Linked DNA regions of Homo sapiens: region 1 is linked to region 2. A link is a loop called in an ENCODE intact Hi-C map of the cell type or tissue named here. Cell type or tissue: CD14-positive monocyte. All regions are shown on one strand.

Evidence for each region. Hi-C counts contacts between places; a loop is a spot of excess contacts. Peaks named below come from ENCODE experiments on the same cell type or tissue, not always from the same donor. Only the 100,000 strongest peaks of a DNase experiment are listed, where the experiment ranks them.
Region 1: it touches region 2 in a loop (2.0-fold over the local background); 2 of 110 quality-filtered maps call a loop at or near these places.

Annotation. Positions count from the first base shown.
Region 1 is chr6:16,769,632-16,772,131 of GRCh38, reverse strand. It overlaps LOC124901268 (a long non-coding RNA gene), which reads right to left. Exons shown (of 2, transcript XR_007059480.1): 1 at 1-2,500. Among named protein-coding and RNA genes, the nearest start is that of ATXN1, 9.4 kb to the right of the region's middle. In CD14-positive monocyte, CTCF peaks have their summits at 763 and 969 (motif pointing right); a DNase peak (open chromatin) is centred at 1,001; H3K4me3 peaks cover 829 bases; H3K27ac peaks cover 218 bases.
Region 2 is chr6:16,902,712-16,905,211 of GRCh38, reverse strand. No RefSeq gene overlaps it. Among named protein-coding and RNA genes, the nearest start is that of ATXN1, 140 kb to the right of the region's middle. In CD14-positive monocyte, no CTCF peak of the experiment used is centred here; a DNase peak (open chromatin) is centred at 1,511; H3K4me3 peaks cover 671 bases; H3K27ac peaks cover 1,571 bases.

The DNA.
Region 1 (2,500 bases), 130 kb after region 2:
CAAGGTGGATCGGGAAAGTGAGGGAGTAGAATTTTTAGTAGGGTGTTCACAGCAGGCCTCACTAGGAGGTTGATTCTTAGAAAAAATAACCTGAAGAAGATGAAGGAGTGGGCCATGCGAACACAAGAGGGAAAAGCATTCCAAGCCGAGGGAACAGCTAATACAAAGGCCCTGAGGCAAGAGAGCAGCTGGCTTATTTGAGGACCAGCAAAGAGGACAGTGAGGCTGGCAGTGTGGGAGCAAGGACAGGGATAGATGAGATCAGAAAAGTTGAGGACCTGATCGAGGCCAGCCTTGTAGGCCATGAAGGGCTTTTACTTGACCTTGGGGGAGCCCTTGGTCTCTGAGCAGAGCTGTGGCATCAACCTAATGCAGGCAGTAGACTGGTGTGGGCCGGTAACTGGAGAAGTAAGGGCCAATTTAGGAGGCTGTCGCAGTAACCCTGACGAAGGACGGTGGTGGTTTAACTCCAGTGGTAGCAGTCCCAGGGCTGAAAAATGGTCAGATTCTGGATATGTTTTGAAGGTAGATTTAACTGGATTTTTGGCAAATTGGATGTGGGGTCTGACGAGAGAGTCAAGACACTGCCAGCGGTTCTGGGCTTGAACAGGTGGAAAGATGGAGTTGCCATTTTCTGAGATTTGCATGTAAGAACTGCTTTATCCATCTCAAGAGGACTTCCTTTGTATTCTGGCTTCAGTGTGAGGCCTCCCCTTCCACTCGCTCAGGGAAACTTCCTGAAACAAATGAGCTTCTCGGTTTTTTTTGGTTTTTTGAAAAAGGAGAATCAGAAAGACCAAGGTCTTCATAAGCACTTTGATAACACTCAAATAGACAGTAAAAGAAAGCCAAACAATTAGCATTGTATTTCCTCAATATCAAATTAATTTAGTTTTTGCGGTCTCTTCTTCACCCCAACCCCACCCACATGCTGGAAGACTACTTCTGAAGAGGGAAGCTGCTGGTGCATCGGGCGCCCAGCAGAGGGAGCTGAGGAGGGCCGAGGAGGACGCCGACACCAGCTGACGCCCCGTGCAGGAGTGTAATGTACTTGTGCTCTCTGAGGCCTGGAGCCAGAAGCCAGATGTTTTTCTGGGATGACGAGGAGGCGGTTCTAGAACTCTGTAAGTTTTCTATTCCATTAGACCTTTTCTTTGTTTATTGGTATTGTCATAGGTGCAAGACCAAAAGTACATCCAGAACAGATTACCTAGGAGTATCTGCAGCAGGAAGAGGTAGGGCCATATACGTAAATAAAGAGAAGAAAGGAGAATCCAACAGACCTGGAATCATGGATCTCATAAGGAGGGTGCATTCGTCTCCTAGGATGGCTATAACAAAGTACCACAAACTGGGTGGCTTAAAACAACAGGTATCTATTCCCTCCCAGTTCTGGAAGTTAGAAGTCTGAAATCAAGGTGTCAACAGGGCCATCCTTTCTCTAAATGCTCTAGGAGAGGAGGCTTCCTTGCCTCTTCTAGCTTCTGGTGGTTGCTAGCAATCCCTGGCATTCCCTGGCTTGTGGCAGCATATCTCCAGTCTCTGCCTTGTCTTCACATGGTCATCTACCCTGTGTCTCCTCTGTTTCTGTGTCTTCTCTTCTTATGAGGACAACAGTTGCATTGGATTTAGGGTCCACCCTAAAACAGTAAAACCTCATCCTAACTAATTACATCTGCAAAAATGCTACTCCCAAATAAGGCTACACTCATAGTTACTGGGGTTAGGACTTCGATGTATCTTTTGGGGTCACAATTCAACTCATAACAGAGGGCAGTGGAAAGTTACATGAAAAACTGATCAGTGGAGGGGAGTCACATAATTGGAGCATAAACAAAGGAAGCGCAGTTGCACGCTGAAACTGTAAGGGAGGTCAAATGGGTTTGGGAGTAGCAGGAAGTATTCAAGTAAGAGAGCTCCCACTTAGGATACTCTCTCCATCTGTGCTTATGGCCCTGTTTTTTTCGGTTAGAGGTTTAAAAAAATATTGTATAAATAAAAAGAATAAGAAAATAGCACTTCTCTGACTCACACATTGGGCAGAGCCGCAGACTCCTGTGATAATCAAGAAAGACTTCACAGAAGTGTTGATGCTTGAGCCGGATCTCAAAAGCATGAGGATAAAATCTCCATGCAAAAAAAAAAAAAAAAAAAGGAGGGAGGAGAAGAAAGGGCTTTCCATATAGAAGGTATATGCACACGCATAATGTTATTTAAATGATATCTCCTTCACCTCTTTAGGTGGGGAGTAAAGTCTTTAAAAGGCAAGGCTCTTGTTGTCTATTTAACCTGTATTACTCAGACACAGTATTTAAACAATGAAGGGGCAAAAATGTTTCTGGTTTTAATAAATGCACAAATAAGCACATGATAACCTGGAAGAACACTAGGGGCATATATCAGGAGGAGTTAATTATTGGACACATTTGCCAAAGCACAAATATGGAAACCCCACCCTCAGCCAGATCTGGAGAAATCAAAGAGTTGAATGTGGTATAAA
Region 2 (2,500 bases):
CACTCCCTTCCCAATGAGGCTGCCACATGTCACCAAGAGCTGCAGTTCTCTCTCGCACATTTTGCATAATCAGTTTCTATTCTGTCGTGTTCTCTCACACATGGTGCTCTGAGACTATTCTGGAAAATAGAGAATTTTTTCAGTTTAGATGAGTAGCATGATTTTACGTTGTGCTCAGCCTGTTTGGTAAATGAAATCAATTACTCATCTATCTGTCAGATGAAGAGAAAGACACATGCCTGCGTTTAACCTGTTTTTAGATCCAGAGACCATCGCTTTGCTTCCATCACACTGAGAATAACAACAATCCGCATCATGGCCCTGAGAGCTGATGTTTGCATTCAGATTTCTAACTTAAAAAATTCCACACCATGGGTTTCTGCAATAGCTTCTAAATGTTTCCCCTCCTTTGAATACATTCTACATTCTGTAAGCCATTCCCTGATCAAAGCTTTGAAAGCACTACTTACTACTTGGCTTACAGATTGAGTTTTATCATTGACTGGCTACCCAATCTAGTAAAATCACACCTTCTCCAAGCCGCAACTTCCTGAAAAGTAACATTGGGATCAAAATACTACTTCTTCCTTAAAGGATGGTTAGGAGAACTCACCGAAAAATTGTAGGCGAAGAGTTTTGTAAATTATAAATTCTTAGAAGGTGTTCATTATTTCTATAATCTTTCTATGGCTTCTCACTACTGAAATTTCAAACTCTACTCCGGCATTTAAACAACTCTTGGACCAAAATCCACCCAAACACGTTTTTGTCATTTTTGTATGACTCCCTGGTGTGAAAATTCTTTCCCAACTGAACGTGTATACCTGCATTTTCACTGGGTGTGGCCAAAGTTGAATAATAAAGTCCAGAGAAGTGCAAGACAATGGAGAAAAAGGCAAGAGTACCAGATAAGCTGGCAAAACTTAGATTTCAGTAAATATTTTAGACTTGGTTTTTCACCCAACTCACAATGCTCAAGTGCAACCACTCAGCACCTTTATGTTGGAAAGATGATTAGGGTTTGAATTACACCAATGACATTTTCCAAGTATGTGACCTTAGGACACTCACTTATAATTTCCTTTCTTTCTCTGCTGAAAAGTTTGAACCTTACCAGACAGTTGCAAAGAGTTGATGTGGCAAAGTATGTATATATATACACATACACATACATATATATATATATATACATGTACATATTTTTTAAGTGTTAAAATATTAAAGGACTGCACAAATGTTAGTTTGCCATTGTTGGGTCATTGCAAGGGCTGGTGAATTCATAGTGCTTAAAAGAAACCTGCAGAGCAATTCTTTTGATCCATAAATCCTTGTCTAATCTCTATGGCAGATGACTCCATTAGTCTCTCAATAGGTCTGTCCTCAAATTTCATAAGCAGCGCCATTGTAAGGGCAGAGGAGAAGTAAACAGTCTAAAAATAGTTTCCTCACTAATTTCCCCTAAATTTGGAGAAACAGACAGTGTCTGTGAAAGCAGTAGCCTCGTGCTAGAGCATTCATGGATGAGTCAAACCCCTCTCCATCCGCTGCCAGATTTTTATTCATTCAGGGGCTGTCGACTCAGTTTGGGGCTCTGTTTTCCTTCCTCTTCCTGCCCACTGCCTCCTTCTCAATCTCCGTTACCCATTAGCACACCTCCCCATGGGAGGACCAGGAAAGAAGATTGATTAAGTCAAATAAGTCGATATGAGTACTTTTTAACAATTTACACCGGTGAAAGAGCAGGTTAAATAAGCTGTGGTTTGTAAGCACTCTGTGAACTTCATTCATCTATGACCGCTCTTTCCCCTTCAACAGAACCACAGATAACTAGAGGTGGACTCTCTCGGAGCCCCTCTAGTAAAAACTCAGCTTCTTTGGCAAACAGCCATAAAGGAATTTTGATGTGTAGGGTTTTGTTTTTTTCTTTTTCCTTTTACAAATAATGAAATGCCACTCACCTACTTAGAACCGCTCTATGGACCTTGAGGACACCCAGGCCAGGAAATGGCAGCCCCCAAGAGTGTGGCTACCCTGGAGCAATTGTCTTCATAACAGAAGCGGGCAGGACATAAGGCGAAGGGGGAATATCCTTCAGCCAAATCCCAATAGAGATAGTGCATTCTTCACCTGAATTGCATTCCGCAAGCATACTTCCAAGATGTATTCACTCCCCTGAAAACAAGCTGCCCAAACATCTGTGGGGAGACAAAGGAAAACATGGGGAAGGAACCCAGAAATGATATTTCAGCATAAACGTGGGAAGAAGTACACTGCAACTTGCAAACAGCCTTCTGTACCGCATGCCATAAATTAACACAATATAAATTTATACATATTTACACCACATAGTCTCTAACTATATAAATCCTCAATACTCAGACTTGTGGAGTAGGTGTAAGAGAACAGTCCATATGTTTATTCATGTTCTGTGGAACTCTAGGGAACTTGGTGATTACACACACACACACACACACACACACACTCTCTCTCTCTCTCTCTC